Regions from separate parts of the Homo sapiens genome. Here region 1 is linked to region 2. The links are chromatin loops, found by intact Hi-C in ENCODE. Cell type or tissue: gastrocnemius medialis. All regions are shown on one strand. Each heading gives the region's core, and the rest is flanking DNA. Links, peaks and the distances in the headings are about the cores only. Region 1 overlaps FASN (fatty acid synthase). Region 2 overlaps ASPSCR1 (ASPSCR1 tether for SLC2A4, UBX domain containing).

The links. Hi-C counts contacts between places; a loop is a spot of excess contacts. Peaks named below come from ENCODE experiments on the same cell type or tissue, not always from the same donor. Only the 100,000 strongest peaks of a DNase experiment are listed, where the experiment ranks them.
Region 1: a loop joins it to region 2, with 2.5 times the contacts of the local background. A loop is called at or near these places in 1 of 110 quality-filtered maps.

What each region holds. Positions count from the first base shown.
Region 1 is chr17:82,067,088-82,082,837 of GRCh38, reverse strand. It overlaps FASN (fatty acid synthase), which reads left to right. Exons shown (of 43, transcript NM_004104.5): 34 at 160-311; 35 at 424-515; 36 at 678-829; 37 at 995-1,237; 38 at 1,486-1,674; 39 at 1,916-2,146; 40 at 2,248-2,468; 41 at 2,600-2,698; 42 at 3,230-3,481; 43 at 3,558-4,500. The coding sequence ends at 3,695. Among named protein-coding and RNA genes, the nearest start is that of DUS1L, 9.2 kb to the right of the region's middle. RefSeq lists silencers at 1,479-1,679, 3,239-3,439 and an enhancer at 936-1,821. In gastrocnemius medialis, for the core only: no CTCF peak of the experiment used is centred there; no DNase peak of the experiment used is centred there.
Region 2 is chr17:81,996,330-82,009,405 of GRCh38, reverse strand. It overlaps ASPSCR1 (ASPSCR1 tether for SLC2A4, UBX domain containing), which reads right to left. Exons shown (of 16, transcript NM_024083.4): 7 at 12,560-12,986; 8 at 215-369. Among named protein-coding and RNA genes, the nearest start is that of CENPX, 20 kb to the left of the region's middle. RefSeq lists enhancers at 758-1,258, 3,388-3,894, 4,684-5,205, 5,206-5,727, 5,728-6,249 and 1 more. In gastrocnemius medialis, for the core only: no CTCF peak of the experiment used is centred there; DNase peaks (open chromatin) are centred at 5,535, 5,851 and 7,885; H3K4me3 peaks cover 477 bases; H3K27ac peaks cover 550 bases.

The DNA.
Region 1 (15,750 bases), core at 4,003-12,002, 70 kb before region 2:
ACCATTGTGGGCTGTCACGGTGCCTGGGGTCTGTCCCCCTCCATCTTGTGGGGGGCTTGCTGGATGGGGCTCTGCGGCTGCTCCCCACTTCCCCAGCCCGGCGTGTAGGGAAGAGACCGTACCCTGGCCCAGTCCAGCCCACAGTCCTGTGTCCCGCAGGCTACCAGGCCAAGCAGGTCCGCCGGTGGAGGCGCCAGGGCGTACAGGTGCAGGTGTCCACCAGCAACATCAGCTCACTGGAGGGGGCCCGGGGCCTCATTGCCGAGGCGGCGCAGCTTGGGCCCGTGGGCGGCGTCTTCAACCTGGCCGTGGTGAGGGAAGGCCCCAAATGGGGCCCTCAAAAGCCCCAAGACCAAGGGGGGGACCCTGGGTGGACGGGTGAGGCCCTGGAGCTGCAGGGAGTGCTGAGGATGCCTCCCCCAGGTCTTGAGAGATGGCTTGCTGGAGAACCAGACCCCAGAGTTCTTCCAGGACGTCTGCAAGCCCAAGTACAGCGGCACCCTGAACCTGGACAGGTGGGTACCGCACAGCCCTGCTCCCGCCTCTGCCGGGCTCTGGGCTCAGGGCCGTGGGAGCCAAGGTGGTTTGTTGACAGCCCTCTCTGGCGTTTCCTGGGGATGGGACGTTGGGGGCTCCTGGGGATGCTGGCCAATGGGGAGTGACACGCGTGCCCACAGGGTGACCCGAGAGGCGTGCCCTGAGCTGGACTACTTTGTGGTCTTCTCCTCTGTGAGCTGCGGGCGTGGCAATGCGGGACAGAGCAACTACGGCTTTGCCAATTCCGCCATGGAGCGTATCTGTGAGAAACGCCGGCACGAAGGCCTCCCAGGTGGGCCCCACCCTCTCCCCTCGACCCTGCCCACCCTGCCCTCTCCCAGTGGCCACTCCCCACCCCCACCTTCTCCCCGCAGCCCTGCCCACCCCACCCTCTCCCAGTGGCCACTCCCCACCCCGACCTCCCCGCAGCTCTGCCCACCTGCCCCCTCCCCCACAGGCCTGGCCGTGCAGTGGGGCGCCATCGGCGACGTGGGCATTTTGGTGGAGACGATGAGCACCAACGACACGATCGTCAGTGGCACGCTGCCCCAGCGCATGGCGTCCTGCCTGGAGGTGCTGGACCTCTTCCTGAACCAGCCCCACATGGTCCTGAGCAGCTTTGTGCTGGCTGAGAAGGCTGCGGCCTATAGGGACAGGGACAGCCAGCGGGACCTGGTGGAGGCCGTGGCACACATCCTGGGTGAGCACTCCCAGTAGGAGCCGCGCCAGGTGTTTCCCCTGCTGGCATCAGGGTCTTGGGACATAGCAGTCGTGCCCCTGTGCGCCTCAGTTTCCCCATCTGCAGAGCCAGGGTGCGGGCGCAGGTGTCACTGTGGTGGTGGTGCTTTGGGAGATGCACAGCCCACGCACCCCTGGGTGTCAGCCCTGCCGCATACAGGCCGTCCCCATGCCCCCTCTGGAGTTGCCGACCCGGCGCATCCCTTCCAGGCATCCGCGACTTGGCTGCTGTCAACCTGGACAGCTCACTGGCGGACCTGGGCCTGGACTCGCTCATGAGCGTGGAGGTGCGCCAGACGCTGGAGCGTGAGCTCAACCTGGTGCTGTCCGTGCGCGAGGTGCGGCAACTCACGCTCCGGAAACTGCAGGAGCTGTCCTCAAAGGCGGATGAGGCCAGCGGTGCGTGTGGGTGGCCAGGCGGGAGTGGGGTCCCCGGGCCTCCCCAGCCCTTCCTCCTTGTTGTCTGGACCGTGTCCCGGCAGGCATACCGCCCTTCGTCACGGGTGCCATTCTGAGCGTTCCCACCCCGACTCCCACCTGACGTAGCACCGTGGGGACCTGCGTGCGTGTCTGTGTGTCCTTGCGTGGGTGCCAGGGCTCTGCACCCAGACCAGCCTGGCATCTGCCCCTGTCTTCACAGAGCTGGCATGCCCCACGCCCAAGGAGGATGGTCTGGCCCAGCAGCAGACTCAGCTGAACCTGCGCTCCCTGCTGGTGAACCCGGAGGGCCCCACCCTGATGCGGCTCAACTCCGTGCAGAGCTCGGAGCGGCCCCTGTTCCTGGTGCACCCAATCGAGGGCTCCACCACCGTGTTCCACAGCCTGGCCTCCCGGCTCAGCATCCCCACCTATGGCCTGCAGTGCACCCGAGGTACTCCCGGGCCCTCCTCTGGAAGCGGTGGTCAGTGCTGGCCATCACGGGGCCCGTGGCTGCCGCCTGCACATGCTGAGTGCCCGGCACTGCCATTGCAGCTGCGCCCCTTGACAGCATCCACAGCCTGGCTGCCTACTACATCGACTGCATCAGGCAGGTGCAGCCCGAGGGCCCCTACCGCGTGGCCGGCTACTCCTACGGGGCCTGCGTGGCCTTTGAAATGTGCTCCCAGCTGCAGGCCCAGCAGAGCCCAGCCCCCACCCACAACAGCCTCTTCCTGTTCGACGGCTCGCCCACCTACGTACTGGCCTACACCCAGGTGAGAGCCAGGCTGGTCCTAGAGGCCTACGGCAAACGTCTGGGCTCCCCACCTGTGCCCTGGCTTTGGGGGACCGTCGCTTAGGAGGCCCCGCCCCTTCCATCTGCTCAGCAGTCCCTCCTTCCTCTCAGAGCTACCGGGCAAAGCTGACCCCAGGCTGTGAGGCTGAGGCTGAGACGGAGGCCATATGCTTCTTCGTGCAGCAGTTCACGGACATGGAGCACAACAGGGTGGGTCCTGGACACCCCTGAGGCCGCAGGACCCAGAGTACTGGGCAGGAACGGAAGGGGGAAGGGAAGGATGGGATGGGACGCGAAGAGCGTTAAAGGCCCCCCAACTTCACCCCTTTAATAGCCGATCCCGGCCGGATGCGGTTGCTCATGCCTGTAATCCCGGCACTTTGGGAGGCTAAGGCGGGCAGATTACCTGAGGTCGGGAGTTCGAGACCAGCCTGACCAACGTGGAGAAACCCCTTCTCTACTAAAAATACAAAAATTAGCCAGGCATGGTGGCACTCACCTATAGTCCCACCTACTCGGGAGGAGAATCGCTTGAACCGGGTAGGTGGAGGTTGCGGAGGGAGGAGAATCGCTTGAACCGGGTAGGTGGAGGTTGCGGTGAGCTGAGATCGCCCCACTCCATCTAGCCTGGGTAACAAAAATGAAACTCGTCTCAAAAAAAAAAAGCCCACCCGCAGTGTAGCACAGGGCAGGCCGGTGCTGTGGGTGCTGCCAGCACCTGCTCAGAGCCCGACCCCACAGGTGCTGGAGGCGCTGCTGCCGCTGAAGGGCCTAGAGGAGCGTGTGGCAGCCGCCGTGGACCTGATCATCAAGAGCCACCAGGGCCTGGACCGCCAGGAGCTGAGCTTTGCGGCCCGGTCCTTCTACTACAAGCTGCGTGCCGCTGAGCAGTACACACCCAAGGCCAAGTACCATGGCAACGTGATGCTACTGCGCGCCAAGACGGGTGGCGCCTACGGCGAGGACCTGGGCGCGGACTACAACCTCTCCCAGGTGCGCAAGGGGCCTGACGGGAACGGGGACAGGGACAGGAGTGGGGTGGGACGGCAGCTGATCGCATCCCCTGCAGGTATGCGACGGGAAAGTATCCGTCCACGTCATCGAGGGTGACCACCGCACGCTGCTGGAGGGCAGCGGCCTGGAGTCCATCATCAGCATCATCCACAGCTCCCTGGCTGAGCCACGCGTGAGCGTGCGGGAGGGCTAGGCCCGTGCCCCCGCCTGCCACCGGAGGTCACTCCACCATCCCCACCCCACCCCACCCCACCCCCGCCATGCAACGGGATTGAAGGGTCCTGCCGGTGGGACCCTGTCCGGCCCAGTGCCACTGCCCCCCGAGGCTGCTAGATGTAGGTGTTAGGCATGTCCCACCCACCCGCCGCCTCCCACGGCACCTCGGGGACACCAGAGCTGCCGACTTGGAGACTCCTGGTCTGTGAAGAGCCGGTGGTGCCCGTGCCCGCAGGAACTGGGCTGGGCCTCGTGCGCCCGTGGGGTCTGCGCTTGGTCTTTCTGTGCTTGGATTTGCATATTTATTGCATTGCTGGTAGAGACCCCCAGGCCTGTCCACCCTGCCAAGACTCCTCAGGCAGCGTGTGGGTCCCGCACTCTGCCCCCATTTCCCCGATGTCCCCTGCGGGCGCGGGCAGCCACCCAAGCCTGCTGGCTGCGGCCCCCTCTCGGCCAGGCATTGGCTCAGCCCGCTGAGTGGGGGGTCGTGGGCCAGTCCCCGAGGAGCTGGGCCCCTGCACAGGCACACAGGGCCCGGCCACACCCAGCGGCCCCCCGCACAGCCACCCGTGGGGTGCTGCCCTTATGCCCGGCGCCGGGCACCAACTCCATGTTTGGTGTTTGTCTGTGTTTGTTTTTCAAGAAATGATTCAAATTGCTGCTTGGATTTTGAAATTTACTGTAACTGTCAGTGTACACGTCTGGACCCCGTTTCATTTTTACACCAATTTGGTAAAAATGCTGCTCTCAGCCTCCCACAATTAAACCGCATGTGATCTCCACCACCGTCCTTTCTTCCCTCCTCCCTGACCTGGCAGCTGCAAGCTCTCCAGCTCCACCCCACCCAGTCACGGGGCCGTGAAGGGGATGCCCTCTGTCCTCTGGTCCCCAGTTCCCACACACCCCTAGGCCATGTCCCAGAGCCGGGGCTGGGCCGGGGAGTGAGGAAGGAGCCCGCGTGGCAGCCCCGGGCTTCCCGGGAAAGCGCTGGGACTGGCGGGGGGGGGGGTACCGAGGCTCTGGCCAAGAAACACCACCAGTGAGAAACGTGTAGGAGGTACAGACACTGGGAAGTTGGCTTCAGCTGAGGAGAGGCCCCTCGTGGAGAATAGTATTTGCTTGAAGTCAGTGGATTGCAGGCATTCGCCCTGCCAAAGATGCCGTCACAGCCTCACCAAGACGGTGTCAATAGCGCCACTGGCTGGCCAGGTTGACCCAGAAGACTTGGGTTTAGGCAAAGGAGTGGAGGCTGGGAGGGAGCAAGGGACAGGGAGCCCTGGGCACCTGGACCCCCGGCATCGAGGGGTGGGGTGGACACAGCCTCCAGGACCCATAAGGGCAGCACCCCACGGGTGGCTGTGCGGGGGGCCGCTGGGTGGACATGAGCTTGGGGTAGAGGCATGGGCAGGAGCGAGAGCCAGGATTGGATTTCGGGAATGGGCAAAGCAGGCCAGCCCGGGGTTCCGGAAGGCACAGCATGCCCACAGAAGAGGCCCTTTCAGTGTGAGTGCCAAGGCACAGAGGTGGGTGGGGGGCTGGGAGAGCCCCTGCTGGAGAGGCAGGGGAGGGGTGGGCGCAGGGGCCATCTCCCAGGGCAGGGTAGTGGGCCAGGACTACAGTGAACACCACGGGCCCTGCTGGGGGGGTGGGCCTGGTGCAGCGGCTGCAGGTGGGCAGTGTCCAGGCGTGAGTGTGGACAGCAGGCGGGCATCGGAGCGAGGCTCAGCCACACCCCTCCTGCGGTCCCCCAACACTAGGCAGCTGCTCCCTTCAGCCGTGGTCCCCTCTGGCCTCTCTCCACCCCTCCTCCGGCCACTCCCACCCCAGCCGTGCACACAGGCTCAGGGCCACCAGGGAGGACAGAGGCTCACAGGCCTATCTGGGGGTGGCCTCAGAACTAAACTGCTTTAGCTCCACAGCCTCAGGCCCTGCAGGGCAAGGCGGGTAGTGCCCAGCACATGGGCTCTTGTCACCCCTCCTGCTTCTCCCGGCTCTCCGGTACCGGAATGTGGTGTCCAGGGGTCTCTGAAGTTCCTGGCTCAGCTGCTGCCAGGGGAGGAGGCGCTCTGATGGGCCTGAGGTGCATCCAAGTTGCAAATGAGCTTCAGGGAGACCTAAGAGAAACCACGTATCTTTGTTATGAAGATACAGTTACCTTAAGTCACACAATTATCTTCACTTCAGTTATTTTTTCTTTCGAATTAAAATGAAAATTAATGTAACGAATTGGAGTTCTGATCCAGAGAGTAGCGAGGCCTGGATTCACCCTCCCACCGGAAACAGCTGAAAATCCAGGCAAAGGACAGGAGGTGCTGGCTGTGGGGATACCAGGCCTCCGCCAAAGAAGGACGGTGACCCCTGGGTGGGAACAAGGTGCCAGGAGCCCTAGGGTAACCTCAGCCTTCTGCCTGGCAGCTTCCAGGCCGGGCACAGTGAGAGGTGGAGTCCAGCAGACCCCCCGAGTTGAGGAAGTGGAGCTGAGAGTCCGGGGGGAAAATGAGGCTGAGGATTGCAGGACAGAGCACCCGGGGGGAGCTGGCAGACAGTGGCGGGGTGCAGGGGCTGTCCCGGGACCGCCAGGCAGGAGGCTACGGGGGCTCTCCTGTGAGCACCAGGCCAAGCACCTTCAATGCGTGCGAGCAGGAAACCAGCAGGAGGATTAGACGGAACAGTGCCAGATACTGCACAGGTCTGGAAACCAGTGCCTGTTCCTACCAACCAGACTAGAAAACCTCAGAATTCGTGAGACATTGAATACTCAGATGGGTGTGTCTCAAGGCCCAAGATCTATTAGCTGGTTACTAGTTAGCGCTGGTACACCTAAAACAAAACAAAAATCTTACAAACAAGACCCCAAAGCATAAATTTTTTTTTTCTTTTGAGACGGAATCTTGCTCTGTCTCCCAGGCTGGAGTTCGGTGGCGCAATCTCAGCTCACTGTAACCTCCACCTCCCAGGTTCAAGCCATTCTCCTGCCTCAGCCTCCCGAGTAGCTACGATTATAGGCACGCGTCACCACGCCCGGCTAATTTTCGCATTTTTAGTAGAGATGGGGTTTCACCATGTTGGCCAGGCTGGTCTCAAACTCCTGACCTCAGGTGATCTGCCCACCTTGGTCTCCCAAAGTGCTGGGATTAAAGGTGTGAGCCACTGTGCCTGGCCTCAAATTGTTTCCAAGTAAACTTACTCCATCCCAGAACAAAGCCCAAAAATATTTAGGTAAAATTCACAATCCCTGGGGCAACTAGTGAAAAATTAGCAGCCAAAGAAGCAGGAAAACAAGACCCACAGGGAGAGAAAATCAATCAAAACCGACCCTGGCCGGACACTGATGTTGGAATCAGCAGCCAAAGACATTAAAGTACTTATTATAGGCCGGGCGCGGTGGCTCACGCCTGTAATGCCAGCACTTCGGCAGGCCGAGGCGGGCGGATCACGAGGTCAGGAGATCGAGACCATCCTGGCTAACACAGTGAAACCCGGTCTCTACTAAAAATACAAAAAATTAGCCGGGCGTGGTGGCCGGTGCCTGTAGACCCAGCTGCTCGGGAGGCTGAGGCAGGAGAATGGCGTGAACCCGGGAGGTGGAGCTTGCAGTGAGCCAAGATCGCACCACTGCACTCCAGCCTGGGCGACAGAGCGAGACTCCGTCTCAAAAAAAAAAAAAAAGAGAGACCAGGTGTCTGAAACCAGCCTGGGCAAAACGGCAAGACCTCATCTCTACAAAAAGTAATGGGCCGGGGGTGGTGGTTCATGCCTGTAATCCCAGCACTTTGGGAGGCCGAGGTGGGTGGATCACCTGAGGTCAGGAGTCCAAGACCAGCCTGGCGAACATGGTGAAACCCCGTCTCTACAAAATACAAAAATTAGTCGGGCATGGTGGCGGGTACCTATAATCCCAGCTACTCAAGAGGCTGAGGTGGGAGAATTGCTTGAACCTGTAAGGCGAAGGTTGCAGTGAGCCGAGATCACACCATTGCACTCCAGCCTGGGCGACAAAGGGAGACTCCATCTCAAAAAAAAAAAGAATTAAGAAATAAAATATAAAAATAACAAACAAAAAATAAGGAGAGGCCAGCACGGTGGCTCACGCCTGTTATCCCAGCACTTTGGGAGGCTGAGGTGGGTGGATCATGAGGTCAGGAGTTCCAGACCAGCCTGACCAACATGGTGAAATCCCATCTCTATTAAAAATACAAAAATTAGCCAGGCGTGGTGGCGGGCACCTGTAATCCCAGCCACTCAGGAGGCTGAGGCAGGAGAATCACTTGAACCCAAGAGGTGGAGCTTCCAGTGAGCCGAGATTGCACCACTGCACTCCAGCCTGGGCAACAGAGCAAGACTCCATCTCAAAAAGAAAACAAACAAACAAAAAAGATAAGGAGAAATAAGAGTATGTATGTGTGTGTGTCCTTATTTTTGCAGAAAGAAACACAGGAAGGATAAGTCCAGTGTGAGTGGAAAGGAGTCGAAGAAATAGTAGTAAAAGGGACCTTTCTCTGATATGCCTTTCAATACAGTTTTGATGTTTTGGAAAGTCAAAACTAACCCTAACCCTCAGCTTATATATGTGAAAAAAAATTAAATCTACAAACGGGGACAAAACTAAAGTTGAGGATAAACAGAAACAAATGAACCAAACTGCACATTAAACTGATGTGGTAACCACACGGAAGAGAAAACCTGAACCACCTTCCGTGGGCATGTTCTAAAGATAGAAAGAATTCCAAAAACATCTAGTTTTTTTTTTGTTGTTTTTTTTTTTCGAGACAGAGTCTCGCTGTCACCTAGGCTGGAGTGCACTGGTGCCATTTTGGCTCACTGCAAACCTTGACTCCCGGGTTCAAGCAATTCTTGTGCCTCAGCCTCCTGAGTAGCTGGGATTACAGGTGCCTGCCACCATGCCCAGCTAATTTTTGTATTTTTAGTAGAGATGGGGTTTCACCATGTTAGTCAGGCTGGTCTCGAACTCCTGACCTCAGGTGATCTGCCCACCTTGGCCTCCCAAAGTGCTGGGATTACAGGCATGAGCCACCGCCCCCAGCCAAATCTTGATCTTTTTTAGAAGATGTATTGTAAATGGGACAGAAGAGAAATACAGAATGGGAGAAAGAGAAGATAGCGGAGGTGATGGACTGTAACTGAAGGCATCAGTCATCAGTACACGCATGCCTTTAAAACGATATACGCATGCACATGTGTGCATATCTGTATTAACGTCATTTTAAATTTGGTCTGCTAAAAAAGCCTGAAAATAACAATAGCCCCAAAGTAATGAGGACACCTGTTACTAAAATCGTGGTCTCTAAACACCACTACCACTGACAAAACCAGGGCTCCCTACAAAACATGCTTGATTCCAGGGTTGGGGGAGGGAAAGTACAGAAAACGAGGAAGCGCTCAGAAAACAAAAACAACAAAAACAGTGATGTGAACACAAGAGCCAGACTGCATGCAGGGGCTTGCACCGGCCAAATCTAGGACGATTCGAGCGTCAAAATGAATCATAGCAGTAATGAGTTAAACATACATCAAATTGGCTGGGTGCAATGGCTCACGCCTGGGAGGTCGAGGCAGGTGGATCACTTGAGCTCAAGAGTTCAAGACAAGCCTGAGCAACATGGTGAAACCCATCTCTACAAAAAATACAAAAATTAGCCAGGTGTGGTGGTGCGTGCCCGTAGTCCCAGCTACTTGGGATGCTGAGGTGGGAGGATCGCTTCAGTCCAGGAGGTAGACGTTGCAGTGAGTTAAGATCATGCCACTGCACTCCAGCCTGGGCAACAGAGCCAGACCCTGTCTCAAAAAAAAAAAACAATCAAAACATCACATCCGGCTGGGCATGGTGGCTCACGCCTGTAATCCCAACACTTTGGGAGGCCAAGGCAGGAGGACTGCTTGAGCCCAGGAGTTCCAGACCAGCCTGGGCAACATGATGAAATCCCTTCTCCACAAAAAAAAATTTAAATTAGCTGGGTATGGCGGTGCTTGCCTGTGGTCTCAGCTACCTGGGAGGCTGAGATGGGAGGATCGCTTGAGCCTGGGAGGTCAAGGCTGCGGTGAACCATGACTGCACCACTGTACAAAAAAAGTTTTGTAGGGTGGCCTTTGTAACTCTTGTAGCTGTAAAATATACGTCAACAAGGAACAAGGAAATGTATGTCACCGAGGGCTCAAGGAAACTATACTCATACATTTATTACATTTCTGCAGCTGGAAGTATGATAGAAAGAGGGAAGTGTCCGGTATGAATTGTATGATATTAATTCTAAAGACATTTGGAAAACTTAGGATATATGTTGAGTAGCCCTAGAACAACTACAAAGCAATACAATGAAGAATCACTAAGAAGCCAATAGAGGATATAAAATAGAACACTAAAACAATACTATTTGGCCGGGCGTGGTGGCTCACGCCAGTAATCCCAGCACTTTGGGAGGCCGAGGCGGGTGGATCACGAAGTCAGGAGATCGAGACCATCCTAAAGAACACGGTGAAACCCTGTCTCTACTAAAAATACAAAAAAAAAAAAAATTAGCCAGGCGTGGTGGCAGGCGCCTGTAGTCCCAGCTACTCGGGAGGCTGAGGCAGGAGAATGGCGTGAACCTGGGAGGAGGAGCTTGCAGTGAGCTGAGATCGCGCCACTGCACTCCAATCTGGGAGACAGAGTGAGACTCCATCTCAAAAAAAAAAAAATCCAAGAAAACAGTAAGAATTAAAAAGCAGGTGTAATTATATTGTTAATGGAAAAAGCAGACTTCATGATAAAGAGAGGGTCTTGGAAGCTTGGCCAGTTCCGAGGGTCAACCCAGCCTGGCTGTGGCCCCCCAGCCCATCACCTCCATCGCCTGGAGGGGTGAGAAGGCAAAATCCAAAGGCAGGTGTCCCATCATGGGGAAGGAAGGCACCCCAAGCCAGGGGCCTGGTGACGTTTCCCATCTTTGTAATTCTATTATTCCGAGAGCATTATATAAATTGAATCATATATACCTCTTGAGATTGGCCTTTCTGTTTCACTCAGCATAACTTTGAGAACCATCCATGTTTTTTTATGTATCCATAGTTTGTGCAAATAGGGACATTTCTGCCCTTTCTTTCTTTCTTTTTTTTTTTTTTTTTTTTTTTTTTGAGACAGAGTCTCACTCTGTCGCCCAGGCTGGAGTGCAGTGGTGCGACGTCGGCTCACTGCAACCTCCTCCTCCTGCCATTGCACTCCAGCTTGGGCAGTAAGAGCGTAAGAGCAAAACTCCATCTCAGGAAAAAAAAAAAAAAAAAAAAAGCATAAATTATTGATTTGAGATCTTTTTTCTTTTCTAACATGGGTGTTGATAGTTAAAACTTTCCTTTGTTTTTTCGAGATGGAGTCTCGCTCTGTCGCCCAGTCTGGAAAGCAGTGGCATGATCTCAGCTCACTGCAGCCTCCATCTCCTGGGTTCAAGTGATTCTCCTGCCTCGGCCTCCCTAGTAGCTGGGATTACAGGCACCCGCCACCACACCCGGCTAATTTTTGTATTTTTAGTAGAGACGGGGTTTCACCATGTTGGCCAGGCTGGTCTCAAATTCCTGACCTCAGGTGATTCACCTGCCTCAGCCTCCCAAAGTGCTGGGATTACAGACATGAGCCACTGCACCCAGCCAAAATTTTCCTTTTAGGAACTGCTTTATTGCATCCCACATATTTTGAAATGTGTTTTCATTTGCATTAACTTCAAAATATTTTTAAATTTTCCTTTTGGTTTCTTCTTTGACCCATGGGTTACTCAGAAGTGTGTTATTAATTTTCAAGTATTTGTGCATACCTCAAATTTCTATTTTTGTTTGTTTCTTATTTATTTATTTAGACATGGTCTCATTCTGTTGCCCAGGCTGGAGTGCAGTGGTGCAATCTCAGCTCACTGCAACCCCTGCCTCCTGGGCTCAAAACATCCTCCCATCTCAGCCTCCCAAGTAGCTGTGATTCAAGCACATGCCAACACACTCAACTAATTTTTAACTTTTTTTTTGTAGAGCTGAGGTCTCACTCTATTGCCCAGGCTGATCTCAAACTCCTGGACTCAAGCAATCCTCCCACCTCAGTCTCCCAAACTGCTGGGATTATAGGCATGAGCCAGTGTGTGTGGCCTGATTTCTAATTTAATTCCACTGTGGCTAGAGAATAGCTTTCCAATTATTTTAATTTTAATTTTTTTTTGAGATGAAGTCTCACTCTGTTGCCCAGGCTGGAGGGAAAATGTTTTATTGTGTCTTCTTTAATGGCCTAGTATATGGTGTAGCCATGGGTGAAGTGTTCCATAAATGTCTGTCAAGTCAGATTGATTGATAGTGTTTCTCAAATCTCCTACATCTTTGCCAGTTTCTTGTCTAGTTGTCCTATTTCATTATTGAGAGTAAGGTACTGAAATCTTCAACTATTATTGTTAAATTGTCTATTTCTCCCTTCTTTTTTTTCACTCTTTTCATTATTAATTTGGGGGCTCTATTGTTTGGTGCTTATGTGTTTCTAATTGTTACATCTTACTAATGAATGGACATGTTTATCATCATAAAATATCGGTATGGGCTGGGTGCAGTGGCTTACACCTGTAATCCCAGCACTTTGGGAGGTAAAGGTAGGAGGATGGCTTGAGCCCAGGAGTTTGAGACCACTCTGGGTGACAAAGTGAGACCCTCATTTCTACAAAAAACAAAAAAATTAGCTGGACATGGTGATGTGTATCTATGGTCCCAGCTACTTGACAGGCTGAGGCAGGAGGACTGCTTGAATGCAGGAAGTTGATGCTACAGTGAAGCCATGTTCACATCACTGCACTCTAGCCTAGGTGACAGAGCGAGACCCTGCCTCAAAAAAAAAAAAAAGAAAGAAAGAAAGAAAGAAAGAAAGAAAGAAAGAAAGAAAAAGAGTCTGTATGTGTCTCTAGTGATATATTTTATCTTCATATCTATTTTGTCTGACATTAGTATAACCATTCCCGTTCTCTTTTTTTTTTGAGACGGAGTCTCGCTCTGTCGCCCAGGCTGGAGTGCAGTGGCACGATCTTGGCTTACTTCACTACAAGCTCCGCCTCCCGGGTTCACGCCATTCTCCTGCCTCAGCCTCCCCGAGTAGCCGGGACTACAGGCGCCCACCACCACGCCCAGCTAATTTTTTGTATTTTTAGTAGAGACGGGGTTTCACCGTGTTAGCCAGGATGGTCTCGATCTCCTGACCTCATGATCCGCCAGCCTCAGCCTCCCAAAGTGCTGTGATTACAGGCATGAGCCCCTGCGCCCAGCCTCCAGTTCTCTTTTGGGTGCCGTTTATATGGTATATCTTTTCTCGTATTTTCACTTTCAACCGGTTTGTGTCTTTGAGTCTAAAGTGTGTAGATTGTGGCCAGGTGAGGTAGCTCACACCTGTAATCCCAGCACTTTGGGAGGCCAAGGCGGGCAGAAAACCTGAGGTCAGGAGTTCGACATCAGCCTGGCCAACATGGTGAAACCCCATCTCTACTAAAAAGACAAAAATTAGCCAGACATAGTGGTGGGTGCCTGTAATCCCAGCTACTTGGGAGGCTGAGGCAGGAGGATCTCTTGAACCCAGGAGTTGGAGGTTGTAGTGAGCCAAGACTGCGCCATTGCACTCCAGCCTGGGCAACAAGAGGGAAACTCCATCTCAAAAAGATAAATAAAATAAAAAAATAAGGTATATTGAATGTAAAGAGCATATAGTTGGATCTTGTTTATTTCTTAACCCACTCCGAAAATCTTGGCCTTTTACTTGGAGTGTTCATTACCGTTTAATGGTATTATTGATACAGTTAGATTTACATATGCCACTAGTTTTTTTTCTTTGTTTAGTTTTTGTTTTGTTTTGTTTGAGGCAGAGTCTTGCTCTGTCACCCTGACTGGAGTGTAGTGGTGCTATCTCAGCTCACTGCAACCTCCCCCTCCTGGGTTCAAGCGATTCTCCTGCCTCAGCCTCCCCAGTAGCTGGGGTTACAGGCTCACGCCACCACATCCGGCTAATTTTTGTACTTTTAGTAGAGATGGGGTTTCTACTAAATTAGCCCTATGCCTGGCTAATTTCTGTATTTTTACAAAAATTATGTATTTCGTATGTATTTTTTTATTTCTCTGTTCTGCTATTGCCTTTGTTGTGTTAAATGGATATTTTCCACTGTACCATTTTAATTTCTTTTATATATAATATAATGTATTTTCTTTTTTTTTTTTTTTTTTGAGACAGAGTCTCGCTCTGTCATCCAGGCTGGAGTGCAGTGGCGCAGTCTCCGCTCACTGCAAGCTCAGCCTCCCAGGTTCCCGCCATTCTCCTGCCTCCGCCTCTCAAGTAGCTGGGACTACAGGGGACCGCCACCACGCCTGGCTAATTGTTTTGTATTTTTAGTAGAGACGGCGTTTCATCATGTTAGCCAAGATGGTCTTGATCTCCTGACCTCATGATCCGCCCGTCTCGGCCTCCCAAAGTGCTGGGATTACAGGCGTGAGCCACCGTGCCTGGCCTATATAATGTATTTATTTTCTTATGATTACTATGGGGATTTCAACAAGCATCGTAATTTATCACAATCTTCTTCAGATTAATACTTAATTCCAGTAAAACACAGAAACTTTGCTCCAATATAATTCCCTTCCCTCTTCCTTTTTGCTGCATTTTTCATATAATTATATGTCTCTATATATTATAACCTCTTTATAGTTACAAGTTATACACCATAAGTTATATTTTTATTATTTATTTATTTATGTTGAGACGGAGTCTCGCTCTGTCGCCCAGGCTGGAGTGCAGTGGTGCCATCTCGGCTCACTGCAAGCTCCGCCTCCTGGGTTCATGCCATTCTCCTGCCTCAGCCTCCCGAGTAGCTGGGACTATAGGCGCCCGCCACCATGCCCGGCTAATTTTTTTCGTATTTTTAGTGGAGACGGGGTTTCACCATGTTAGCCAGGATGGTCCCGATCTCCTGACCTCATGATCCGCCCGTCTCGGCCTCCCAAAGTGCTGAGATTACAGGCATGAGCCGCCGCGCCCGGCTAAAAGGCAAAAGATTCATATGATCTGGGCTGGGCGTGGTGGCTCATGCCTGTAATCCCAGCATTTTAGGAGGTCGAGATGGGCAGATCATGAGGTCAGGAGATCGAAACCATCCTGGCTAATGGTGAAACCCCATCTCTACTAAAAATACAAAAAATTAGCCGGGTGTGGTGGCGGGCACCTGTAGTCCCAGCTACTCGGGAGGCTGAGGCAGGAGAATCGCTTGAACCTGGGAGGTGGAGCTTGCAGTGAGCAGAGATCGTGCCACCGCCCTCCAGCCTGGGTGACAGAGCGAGACTCTGTCTTAAAAAAAAAATCTTTTACCTTTTACAATTACTGGTTCGATACTGTGCTTAAATATTCTGAACCAGTAGGGCCTCCAGCCTCTGCTGATGGCGCTGTGTGTGGGTTGTGGCTGCATTTGGAATTCAGGTAGTTTTTACAATTTGGACTTGGCTTTTACTTTTTGCTTGTACAAAGCCTCACGTTCAGCCAGGGCGGTGGACAGCTGGGGCCCTCGCCTGTCTTTCCTTAGTGTGCACCCAACCTTGCAGTCCACCAGGGACATCTGGCCACCTCTGAAGACCACCAAGGCTGTTCTATCTGTGAATGCAGAAAATCTGAGACAGGTCTCAGTTAATTTAGAAGGTTTATTTTGCCAAGGTTGAGGACATGCCCATGGCACAGCCTCAGGAGGTCCTGACAACATGTGCCTGAGGTGGTTGGGGCACAGCTTGGTTTTATACATTTTAGGGAGACATGAGACATCAATCAATATATGTAAGATGAACATAGCGGCTAGCTGCGGTGGCTCACGCCTGTAATCCCAGCACTTTGGGAGGCCAGCGGATCACCTGATGTCAGGAGTTCGAGACCAGCCTGGCCAACATGGTGAAACCCCCATCTCTACTAAAAATACTAAAATTAGCTGGGTGTGTTGGTGGGTGCCTGTAATCCCAGTTATTTGGGAAGCTGAGGGAGGAGAATCGCTTGAACCTGGGAG
Region 2 (13,076 bases), core at 860-8,859:
CCTCCAGGGTGGGAGTGGGCTGCTCTCCCCACACAAGGCAGGAAGGTCTGGACGCCCCTCCCTGGGCCCCAACCCTCTGAGGTCCTGTTAAGGGCAGCCTGTCAGGGACCTGGGCCGGGAGCCAGTGCTGGCACTGGGGACAGCGGGCAGCACAAGCACCCGATGGGGCAAACCCTGGCGCGAAGATGCCGGGAGGCACTGAGGGGGCACCCACCGCTCACTCTTGAGCTGGGCCAAGCGTCTTCTCACGTCGTCCACCGTCAGCTCAAAGAACTCATCAGGCAGCTCCGCTGGCCAGGCCTGCAGCCGCTCCTCCAGGTCGGGGTGGCACACCACCGGCTCCCGGTCCACGGGCTCCCGGTCCACGGGCTGGAGGCAGAGGGCGCGGCTGACGGCGGGTGTCACGGGCTGGGCCCTCCGCACCCCGGGCTGTCAGTGCCCCAGCCGAGGTGGTCACACAGACTTGGGAGCTGGGCCCACTCCCTCCCTGGCCCCGGCCAGCGCAGGGCCAAGGCCAGGTCCTGGGGGCAGGGCTGGGCACAGCAGCTGGGGGACCCCACCCCACTCAGAGCCTGTCCAGGGCTGGAGACCCCCCTCTCCCAGTCAGTGCACCAGACCTGATGCTGAGCCCCTGCTCCCCAGCAGGGCACATGGCCCCTGGAGTCTGGCTCAGGCCACGTCAGGGTCTCCATGGGGGGGAGGGGTGGCGACAGCCGCCAAATTAGAGCGTCGGCAAAAACCCCAGTCCAGCTGCCCCCGCTGCCCTCTTGGCCACAGCTCCATGGCCAGGCTGAATCCATGCACGCCTGCCCCCAGGGAACAAGCCGGCCCCTCCCTCTGCCCACCCTGGGATGCGGGAGGGACAGCGTCACCCCTAATTGGCATCAACAGCAATGAAATTGACAAAGCCGGGCCGTGCAGCTCGCGGAGCCCTGGGCAGTGATTTCAATGCATTCAGCACAGTGCTGGGGTACGTGGGACACCTCAGCACTGCGCCGACCCACACTCGGCCCCGTCCCCCCTCACACAGAACAGCCGAGAGCTGTCGGGAGTTGGGGTGGCCTGGAGCCGGCTCTGGGCTCCCACTCCTACCTCACACTCTCGACACCTGGGGATGGCTTGGCAGTCCCTGCGAACAACCCTCCTGGTCCCGTCCCGTCTACCCTGCAGTCTCCCACCCAGCCACGGGCTGCTGCCTCCTGCCCTACACAGCATTCCAGCACCCCCACCATGCCCACACTGGGTGACAGCCAGGGTGCGCCTGCCAGAGGTACGCCTGTCCCAGGTGTCTCCAGGGCTGCCCTCCGGACACACCTGAGACCTCGACTGCTGTGGGCGACAGGGCCCTGCAGCCACCCAGCATGTGGCTCTGTTATGACTTGTCACGGGAGTCTGGCGGGAGCTGCACTGACCTCAGCAGCGTCATGGCAGGGCAGCCAGTGAGGGCTGACCACGGCTCGGCAGTGGGGCCCACAGGTGGCTGACCAAGGCCCCTGGGGGCTGCCCTTCCAAAGCCACAACCATCCTGCAGCCACTGAGAGCAGCCTGCGCCAGAGCTTTTTATAACAAGATGCCAGGCGCCAGGCGGCCCCCCACAGCCCCAGCGCCTGCATTCCAGAGGGCCGCGAGCACGCCTGGGTTCCCGGGGGAGAGACCCTGGGCCAGGAGCCGCCATGTCCATGAGCGGCCAGGCCAGCCTGTGGCAGGTTGGCATCCTCTGCAGCCTGGTCCAGAGCCTCCCTGGAGGAGCCCCCAGAAGCCACACTGTCTTCCCAGGCGGGCAGAGTACCCCTGATGGGCTCGTACTGAGCCTGACCACCAGACGGGGCCCCAGGACATGCCGTGCTCAGGCGGCCACGTCCAGGGCACAGCCTGGTGGTCACTGGGGGAAATGTGGGCTGCTGCCACGTCCGCATACTGGACAGTGCCAAGGACCCCCAGGCCCACAGCCCACACCAGGGTGCCTCCAGGATGGGGGCCATAGGGGACAGGACCATCAGCATCACGCTGCTAGGGGGCTGTTGACTTCATTTGGAAAACAAAACTGAAAAAATCTCTAATTCCTGTGGATCCACCCTAGATTCCTACCCGTCATCCCAAGGGCCTGGCTCAGGAAGCCTCTGTCTGTCAGACAGACCCAGGGTCCCACACGGGGCCGTGGTAGCAGGGGAGAGCGGCCTCTACGGAAACCTCCCACACCCGCCCTTCACCTGGGCAGAGCAGCCCCGATCCGGAGCAGCCTCGCTGGAGCCTGGGGTCAGGCTGGATAAGCGGCTACCAGAAGGGCCCAGGCCACCTGAGTCACCCCGAGAACATATGGCGTCTGCAGTAGGGCTGCTGGGAAATGTCACTTGGCCACCAAATGACAGAGGGAGATGCCAGGGGACCCTGTGTGTGGAGAAACTTCAAACACCCATCAGCTCAGCTCCGAGCCTTCCCCAGGAGAGACTTTCTGTCCCACAGAGAAGAGGGGCCAGGAAGGGGGAGCCACAGCGGCAGGGCCTGGGGTCTCAGGGCTGCCCCAGCCACACCCAGCCCTGTTGACTGGTGAGCTCTGCCCAGCAGTCTGGCCCGCATTTGTGGCATCAGCGCCGCTCCCGCGCCAGGTGGATTCACAGAGATGCCTTTGGATGGAAAACAGAGGTTGAGGGATGAGACACTGTGAGGGAAAAAAGCGACAGCGAGGGCCCTGCAGGGCAGTCAAGGCCTGGCCCCTGGGGGAATTCCCGTCCCCCCTCCCCAGCCTCCTCGCCGGTGCCAGGAGAAAAGAAACGGGCTGCCTGTGCAGGCCAAAAATGACGTCAACCGGGGGTGAGGCGTCCTGGAGCCTCCAACACAGGGAGGAGGAGCAGGAGGCAAGGAGAGAGACAAGCACCCTCCTTTCTCTTTCCCCTCAATTTCTTATTTTGAAATATTTCAGCCCACAGAAAGATGGGCAGACACAACAGTGAACACCCCTCATGCAGATGTGATCATTCGGCTGCATTCACTTTCCTTCCGCTCTGGGGCAAACATGCATGCACATATGTGCACACACAGACATGCATATACACACACACCTGCATGCACCCAAGCACACGTGCACCCGCAAGGACACACACACACCCCCAAACACGCACGTGCACCCGCAAGGACACGCACACGCCCCCCAAGCATGCACATGCACCCGCAAGGACACACACACACACACACACCTGTGCACATGCAAGGACGCACACACACACACCCGTGCACACACGTGCACCCACAAGGACATGCACACACACCCCAAGCACGCATGTGTACCCGCAAGGACACACACACGCCCCCAAGCACACACGTGCACACGCAAGGACACGCACACGCAAGGACATGCACACAACACCCAAGCATGGACATGCACACAAAAGAAAACCACAGACTGTGCCCCAGGAGCACAGCAGCATCTGCTGAGAGAAGGACTCTTGTCCCAGCTGCCAGCATCACACCAGGGCCCACCGCATGGGGGAGGTGGCTCTCACACACCCACACTGGAAATGTCCCTGCTGTCCCCAAGTACCCGGACGGTTTTCCCACACACACGGTCACGCTGGGGCTGGAGCTGTGCCTCCGCCCCTTCCCACATCCCGACAGGGGCTGTGTCAGCAGGACGCCTCCGTCCGCCGTGGTCTGGCCCCCAATTCTCTGTGCTGAGTGAGGTTCGGGTTGAAGGTTTCAGGGAGGAGGCAACTGGATGCCATACCACTGTCCCTACAAACATCCCCACCTGGAAAGCTCCCAAGCAGACGGAGGGCCAGCGGGGAATGAGGCCCAAACCTCAGCAGTGCAGGGGGCCCCAACCTGGGTCTCAGCCTTGGTGGGGTCCCCCAGGTGTGTGGCCGCCAGGTGTCCCTGGGGGCCTTGCCACGCCTCAGGAAGCTGCTGGGGTCAGTCTCACTCAGCCAACGGGGTGGCTGAGAGCCAGGAGGAGCCTTCCAGAAGCCTGCGTGGGGCTTCCTGTCTCAGATGAGGCCTCTCACGAGACCTGCCGACCCACGGGGCACACAGGCGCTGCAGCAGGAGGAACTGAACCGCAGGGCAGCAAGAGCCGGGGGACCACTGCCCCGCAGGCCTCCGAGACCAAACCCCAGGGCCCAACTGATGCCCACTTCACGCGGCCTCATGTTTCCGCCACCCCGGCGCCCCACCCTGCCACTGAGCAGAGGCCGTGTTCTGCTCTGCCCAGCGGGCCAGGACTGCCCCAGAAGAACCAGCAATATTTCCGGAACACTCGGCACCCCCAGGCCTCCCGCTGCTCCCCAAAGCCCTTGCCACCTCGGAAGCTGCCTGCTCTGGCAGAGGCGAGAGCCCCACGGCTGCCGGGGCATCCAAATGGCAGCTGACCCTCGCCCAGCCACGGATGGCCTCCCCTGAGCCGATGCAAAGAGGCCCAGACCCCCGGCCCCGGGCAGCAGGTCGCAGGTCCATGGGAGCAGCTGGGCTCTTCCAGACAGGTTCAGGAGATGGAGCCCAGAACCTTCTCTGTGCCGCTGATGCCCCCGGACACCAGTGCCTTCACCAGGAGGAGCTCGCCATGCTGAGCCCAGCCTGGTTTCCGCCTCACTGCCTGGGCCCGGCTTCCAAAGGCCCCACACTCCCTTCTTCCCGACCCTGCCCCTCTTGCTGGGCAGAGTCAGAGGTCTCAGAGGACAGGGGTGATGCCGGGGGCACAGCAGGGTCCAGCAGCCGGCACTGCACTTTCACAGGGGCTGTGTGTGCTGAGCTCCCCAGAAGCTCAAAATGCGCCACAGGGTGGGGGTGCCTGTGGCTGCCACATGACACACAAGGAGGCAAGGAGCGTGGAGGGTCCAGCTGGCACCATGAGGGAAAGGTGTGATGGCCTCTCAGGCTCCGAGGGTGGCCGGGCAGCTGTGAAAGACCCGACTCCTCCTGCAGGTGAAGCCCCTGCATGCTTCTGCCCCTTTAGCCCCTTCCTGTCTCCTGCAAACCCAGGCCCCCGGTGGACCCCCAGGTCCCGGCCTCCAGGAGGGCCGCCAAGGACCGGACCACAATGATGCTAACCATTTATCCAGATGCCCCGAAACTGGAAGGGGGCCGGAGAAAGGCCAGAAAGGACGGGCAGGACTAAGGACAGGGACGCTGTCCGGGATGCCGGGGGCAGCCCTGCGGGCGCGCGGCCTCACAGCAGACAGTGCTGGGGCATCCCTGGGCCGCTGAGCTGGGAAACCGAGGGGAGGGAGGCTGGGGGCTGCAGGGTGAGGGCGCCAGGGGCATGCACACAGGCCGGGACACTGCCCAGAGGTCTCCTTTTCTTGACAGTAATTTTCCAGGATGTGATGACACACAGAGGAAAAATGTGAACCCATTCGGAGGTGGCCCCAACCTCAGAGTTTCCAGCGTCTCTGAGGGTTTGTGTTTTTCCCTCCCGGCCTCCCTCCCTCCCACCGTCTCGGCCCGGCCTGCCCCGCCAGGGCTCCGGTGAGAGGGAGTGTGGAGTTTCCCCTGGAGGCTCTGAGCTTCAATGAATCACTACGCCAGACACGGGCCAAACCTCCCGAGTTACTCAGCGCCCCGGCCACCCTCGGAGGCAGGCGGCGGAGCACGTGGACGCCATCAAAGGCCTGGGACGTGCACAGCAGGAGAGGCTGTGCCAGGGCGTGGGCGCGGGCTCTGTGGGGAGACCGCTGCGACCGGCGTGGACAGGCATGCACAAAGGACGCAGGCGGGACTGCCTCTGAAGACACCACAAACTCCATGCCCAAATTTTACATCCAAAGCACGGGGAACACCCTCAGCACAACATCCCTCCTGCACCAGGCAGAGGCATCAGGCCTCGAATCCCACCCAGAGGAGACGGCGCCGCCCCCAGGCTGAGCACAGCATCCGCACCGATGCTCATGGCCCGGGCCTGCCAGCGAGTGGCCACATGGCTGGGGAGAGGCCAACAAGGAAGGCCCAAAGCAGAGATGTTTCTGTTTTGAGACAGCGTCTCGCTCTGTTGCCCAGGCTGGAGTGCAGCAGTGCAATCTCAGCTCACTGCAGTCTTGATCTCTCAGGCTCAGGCAATCCTCCCGTCTCAGCCTCCCAAGTAGCTGGGGCTACAGGCACACACCATCACGCCCTACTAATTTTTAAATTTCCTTTGTAGAGATGGGGTCTCGTTATGTTGCCCAGGCTGGTCTAAAACCCCTAGGCTCAAGAGATCCTCCCAGCTCGGTCTCCCGAAGTGCTGTGATTATAGGTGCGAGCCACTGTACCCAGCCAAGAAAAGTTATTTTAGGCTGGGCACGGTGGCTCACGCCTGTAATGCCAGCTCTTTCGGAGGCCAAGGCCGGCAGACCACCTAAGGTCAGGAGTTCAAGAGCAGCCTGTCAACATGATGAAAACTCCATCTCTACTAAACGGGCACCTGTAATCCCAGCTATTCAGGAGGCTGAGACACGAAAATCGCTTGAACCCAGGAGGTGGAGGTTGCAGTGAGCAGAGATCGCACCACCACACTCCAGGCTAGGCAACATAGACAGACCCTGTCTCGAAAAAAAAAAAGTTATTTTAAAAAGATGAAAACAGGCCGGGCGCGGTGGCTCACGCCTGTAATCCTAACAATTTGGGAGGCCAAAGCAGGCAGATCACCTGAGGTCAGGAATTTGAGATCAGCCTGACAAACATGGTAAAACCCCATCTCTACTAAAAATACAAAAATTAGCCGGGCATGGTGGCAGGCGCCTCTTAGCTACTCAGGAGGCTGAGGCAGCAGAATCACTTGAACCCGGGAGGTGGAGGTTGCAGTGAGCTGAGATCATGCCACCGCACTCCAGCCTGGGCAACAGAGTGAGACTCTGTCTCAAAAAATAAAAATAAAAATAAAAATAGGCTGGGCACAGAGGCTCACACCTGTAATCCCAGCACTTTGGGAGGCCGATGCAAGTGGATCACCTGAGGTCAGGAGTGCGAGACCAGCCTGACCAACATGGCAAAACCCCTTCTCTACAAAGAACACAGAAATTACAGGTGGCAGACACCTGTAATCAATCCCAGCTACTCGGGAGGCTGAGGCAGAAAAATTACTTGAACTGGGAGGGGAAGGTTGCAGTGAGCCGAGATCGTGCCATTGTACTCCAGCCTGGGTGACAGCGCGAGACTGTCTCAAAAAAATAAATAAAATAAAATAAAATGAAAATGAAAAGATGAAAATATAAAGCATGAGGTACTCATAAGAAAAAAAAATCACTTTTTAATTTTAAAAAGAAAAATACTTTAGAAGATGAAAAGAGGCCAGGTGCAGTGGCTCACACCTGCAGTCCCAGCTACTCGGGAGGCTGAGATGGAAGGTCATGACTGCTGTGAGCCGTAATTGTGCCCCTGCACTCCTGCCTGGGCAAGAGAGCGAGACTGTGTCTCAAAAAAAAAAAAAAAAAAAAAAGGAAAAAGAAAAAAAAAAGAAAAGAAAAATAAGAACAGGATTCAGGACTGCTGCAGCCTGGGCTGACCATGAGCCCGTCTGGAGCTGGGCACGTTACGGTGTGGCAGGCGTGTGTCACTGTGGATAAAGCGCACCAACACCCCCGGACAGGCAGGAAAAGCAGTTTGGTGAGGGGGGTCATCCGCAGGGCAGAGTCTGGAGGCTGCTCCTGGGGGAGCCCGGGAAGGGCTGACGGGGCCCCTGACCTGAGTTCCTGGAACAATCCCAACCAGGGGATCTTGGGCCCAACGGGGAGGAGAGTCCAGGCCAGAAGGGGCCAGTGGGGTCTGCGCCCTGCAGCAGCCGACTCGCCCAGTACGGAGCCCCACACTCCCAGTTCTCCCCACAGCCCCAGTGGCGAGCATCCACCCCCTACCCCCCGGGGTTCCTCACCAAAACACAAGCGCCTGTCAGTCACCAGGCTTCTAAACAGCCGGGACTCAGCCAGCCACCTGCAAAGTCGCTGAGCCATCTGCCAGCCACGCTTGGTGGCCATTCCAATCAAGGCCACAGGCTGTGCCCCTAGGGACAGCCTCAGAGCCCAGGGTTGTCCTCAGACACCCATGAGGCATAGCAGGGACCTGGGCCACCCTGGCCACTGACTGTGCTGGCCGCAGGGATGGGAGTCTGCACCGCGTCGGATGTGGGGGCTCCTGTCTAGCCCGGCGTCAGGGTCCAGGGGCAGGAGCCCCTGGCCCAATACCTACTGCCCAGGGTCAACAGCACCTGCCCTGCCAGGCACACGGGGGTCCCAGGCAGGGTGTATTCACCACGCCCAGTGCATGACCCGCTCCAGGCCCAGCCTCCTCCCCGCTGGTTTACCCCCAAAACCCTGGGACAGGCTCCTCCCCGCCCCACGAGTCCCACACCGGCTGTCAGCCACAGAGGGCCGGGTGTGAGCAGGGGTGCTGAGGAAACCCCAGGCCCCGGCTCCAGGAGCAAGGTTCACCCCCGAGGCGGGAGGGGCAGGCAGGGCAGCAGCCGCCAGCCCGTGCGGGCAGACCCAGCCTTTGATCAGGAGCGGCCCTCGTGCCAGCTGCCGGGAGGCCGAGTTGTGGGGGGCGTCTGCTGGGACTGGCGTCCCAGCCCAGCACAGGGCTGCAGGGCAGCCTCCCAGCCAGTGGAGGCACTTCAAAGACAGGGCCAGGGGGCGCCGGGCAGCCCCAGCCTCTCCCAGCGCCCGGTTCTGATCGCCAGTAAAACTACCTTCTAATAATTAATGCCTGACATCAAAGGCAGGAACCGCCCGGGTCTGTGAACCACCCCGGGTCTCGGCCGAGGACCTGCCTGTATTTTATCCTGTCTCTTCCTTCTGACTCTTTATTTAAGTCCAAAAACCACACACAGGCAAAACATTAATGGGAAACTTGGAAACTCTTTTTGCTTACTAAAGTGTACCTTTGAAGTTCCCCAAAAAAGTTCTGTTTTGTTCCCTTCTCCCCTCCCCCCATCACTGAAAGGGACCCAGCAGCGGCATGTGGCCCCGGGCCCTCTGCGTGTGCGGCTGGCGGCGATGGGAGGCGCGGGGCAGGCAGGACGCCCTCCATCAATCAGCTGCCCAAGTCCCAGATCAAAGGCCCTCAGCACGCCATGCAGGCCAGGCACACGCTCCCTCCCCTGGACCCCTCCTGCCAGCCAAGACCCCACCCCAACAGCGCCTCCCGACGGGCGAGCACGGGCGGGCACTACTCTGGGCTGCGAGCCCCATGCTCCACGCCCCACGCTCTGCAGACAAGACCCGCCCTGGTCACGGAGGGAAGGGGCTGAGGCCCACGCCTCTAGAATGGGGGAACATGACAGCCACTGTGTCTCTCACACTGAGGGGTCCCCACAAGAGCAGGCCTAGAGGGGGTCAGCCCCTGCTCACCCGGAGCACACGGGTCGAGGGGCACGAGCGCTTCATGGGGACTCAGGTGTCACAGTGCAGAGTTTGGCAGAGTTCCCAGAGGGAGGATGGGGTGCCAACACCATCATAGTCCTAGAATGGACCCAACACCCTCACTCCCCACTCCCTTGTCCACTCAACAGGAACAGTCCCAGGACAGCCAGGGGGACAGAAAACAGAGGGGCTGGACCCTGACGCCGGGCTAGATGGGAGCCCCCACATCCAACACGGTGCAGACGCCCGGCCTCTGCCCTCCCAGGTGTGTGGCCGGGAGGCAAGAGGGAGGCATGAGGTTGCTTCACTCAGAAGTGGCCAGAGGAGGAGGAAGCAAACTCCTGACCTCACCTGAGTTCCGGGACACGTAGCACGAGTGCCCAGGGGACAGCCGAGGCCGGGGCCATGTGCACAGAGCCCTCCTGGCCACTTCTTGTTTTCTTTTTTTTTTTTTTTTTTGAGATGGAGTTTCACTCTGTCACCCGGGCTGGAGTGCAGTGGCACGATCTCGGCTCACTGCAACCTCCGCCTCCCGGGTTCAAGAGATTCTCCTGCCTCAGTCTCCCGAGTAGCTGGGATTACAGGCACCTGCCACCACACCCAGCTAATTTTTGTATTTTTGGTAGAGACAGGGTTTTGCCATGTTGTCCAGGCTGGTCTCAAACTCCTGACCTCAGGTGATCTGCCCACCTCGGTCTCCCAAACTGCTGGGATTACAGGTGTGAGCCACCATGCCACAGGCCCAGACACAAATATTTTAAATGTCCACAGGAGATGGAGGCATGGGGGCCTTCCAGGCCCACTACGTCAGCAGGAGCTCAAGAAGCTCTGACCTGGCCCCTGGGCTGTGGCTGGCAGCTGGCAGCCTGGCCCTCAGGGGACACAGGGGCTGGGAAACAGCCTCCTCCCATCCCTGTCACCGAAAGCCGCATGACAGTCCCCCAGTCTGCCTCTTTTGGCACAAAACCCATAAATGCCACGAACACCTTAGTTCTGCAGGTGAGGAAGCTGAGGAAGTCAGGTTTCAGCAGCCCAGGTGCAGGGCTCTGATGCGGGGTCAGGACAGGGACAAAGGAAAAGTCAGCCACAGGGCCAGGGACCCCACAGACACGAGGTCCCCACGGTTGGGGGGAGGCGTGAGGGAGAGGGTCAGGCCACAGCCACACACAGGCATGCTCGGAGGTCAGCACCTGGCCGCCTGCCTGCATGCACTCCCCGCCAAGGGCCCAGTGCCCCAGTGGTGGGTGTAGTCTGCAGTGAGCAGTGGCCATAACCTTCGGAGAACTTCCAGAACCCAGAAAAGAGGGGCCACTGCCCAGCTCCCTTGTGAGCCAGGTGAAATTCGATTCCCAAACTGGATGAAGACAGAGCAAGGAAAAAAAGTCTGTCTCACTTATGAACACACATGCACAAGCCAATAAAATAAAGCATACGGTCATCTCCATTGATGCTGAAAACACTGAAACGGTTCAACACCCACTTAAGATTTTTTTAAATGTCAGAAAGTTAGGAATAGTAACTTTCTCTGCTTGATAAAGGCTTTTTATAGCACACATCATCCTTGGCAGAGAAATGACTAGTAATTCCTGTTACGATCAAGACAAGGAAGGATGTCTACTAAGATCGCCACGATCCAAAAGCACCAGAGGCCCATTCGCTGCAACACAGGAAGAAAAACGATGAGAGGACAAAGGGAAAGGTCTGCAGAGGCCCCGACAGAAACCAAGACGCCACTAGAACTAGCAAGGAGTCAGCCAGTCAAAGATGTAACAGGAAGCATGATACTATCCACAATATTATAAAAAGTAACTTTCAGGCCTGGTGAGGTGGCTCACAATTGTAATCCCAGCATTTTGGGTGGCTGAGATAAGAAGATCGCTTGAGCCCAGGAATTCGAGACCAGCCTGGGCAACAGAGAGAGACCTCGTCTTTATGAAAAATAAAAATAAAAATAAATTAGGCTGGGCGCGGTGGCTCAAGCCTGTAATCCCAGCACTTTGGGAGGCTGAGGCGGGCGGATCACCTGAGGTCAGGAGTTCGAGACCAGCCTGGCCAACATGGTGAAACCCCGTCTCTACTAAAAATACAAAAATTAGCTGGGCGTGGTGGCACACGCCTGTAGTCCCAGCTACTTGGGAGGCTGAGGCAGGAGAATCGCTTGAACCCGGGAGGTGGAGGTTACAGTGAGCCGAAAGTGCGCCACCACACTCCAGCCTGGGCGACAGAAGCAAAACTCCATCTCAAAAAAAAAAAAAAAGTGGGTGCCTCAGTAAAGGTGGTTTAAAACCAGAAAAAAGAGCTGGGCGCGGTGGCTCACGCCTGTAATCCCAGCACTTTGGGAGGCCGAGGTGGGTGGATCACAAGGTCAAGAGATTGAGACCATCCTGGACAACATGGTAAAACCCTGTCTCTACTAAAAATACAAAAAAATTAGCTGGGCTTGGTGGTGCGCGCTTGTAGTCCCAGCTACTCGGGAGGCTGAGGCAGGAGTAATCACTTGAACTTGGGTGGCAGAGGCTGCAGTGAGCCGAGATCGCGCCACTGTACGCCCACCTAGGGACACAGTGAGACTCTGTCTCAAAAAAAAAAAAAAAAAAACCCAGAAAAAAAAAAATCATTTGCCTGAGAAGCTAAGAACAAGCCCAGTGACCCTGCTCAGGTAGGAGGTGGGGCTTGATTCCAGACCAGATTGAAGACTGGCTGATGCGTTCACCAGCTCCCCCTTCCCTGGCCATAACCCGGAAGTTACCACCCCTTTTCTAGAGATTTCTGAATGCCCCACCCCTTAACGTGCATGTAGTTGAGTGGATGTAAATGTGACCACGGCCATGCCCTGAGCTGCTGCCCTCCATGCACCACCCCAGGGCGGCCCTGCTCTGTGCCACACATCACGGAGCCAACACGGAGCTGACACAGTTGCCGCCTTGTCATGGAGCCAACACGGCCTCATCCCGGAGCCCACACGGCCTCATCCCGGAGCGGACACGGCCTCATCCCGGAGCAGACACAGCCACCGTCTCAGTAAAGCTACTTTCTCTACCACCTGCTTACCCCTAAATTCCTTCCTGGGCGAAGTCAGAAGGCTCCTGTCCAGAGCCCCGCGTTTGGGTTCCTCTGCGCGTTTGGGTTCCTCTGCCCGCATCACGGCCACGCCACCAGGCTGACCAGCTAAAGCCACGCAGGGCTACACATCAGGAGAAAGGACACCCCCAAGTCCCAAGGCCTAGAGCCCCTTTTACCCGCTCCCGCTCCTGCTCCTGCTGGGGATCCCGCTCCCGCTCCTGCTCCTGCTCCTGCTGGGGATCCTGGCCCGACTTGGACTTCTTTGGCTTGGAGGGGCCTCCAGGGCTGGAGAGGGACTTCGGCAACTTAGCTGAAGATGATGTCAGAGGCCTCGTGGGCCCAGGAGGGCCCCCCAGTCTCTGTCCCCCACCCGAGAAAGGAACAAAGGGGGCAGCTGCGGGTGCCCTTGTGCTCTGCTTCTCCTGAGTGTGCTCGCAGCAGGGCCCTGAGGTGTCCGCGTCCTCCGGACGGCTCAAGTCGCCGCGGCTGAGCTCCCCAGATTCCAAGGGAAGTGGAGCGCTGGCGGCTGCCTGGCCAGCCGACGCTGACGAGCCCAGGCTTCCTGGGGTCTTGCCCACGGGGTCGTAGCACTTCATGACAAACCTGAGTGGGGCCAGAGGACAAGGGAAGCACCTTGTGGTGCCTACCCCCGGCTCACCCTCTCCCGGCCCAGGCTCACCCTCTCCCGCCCCC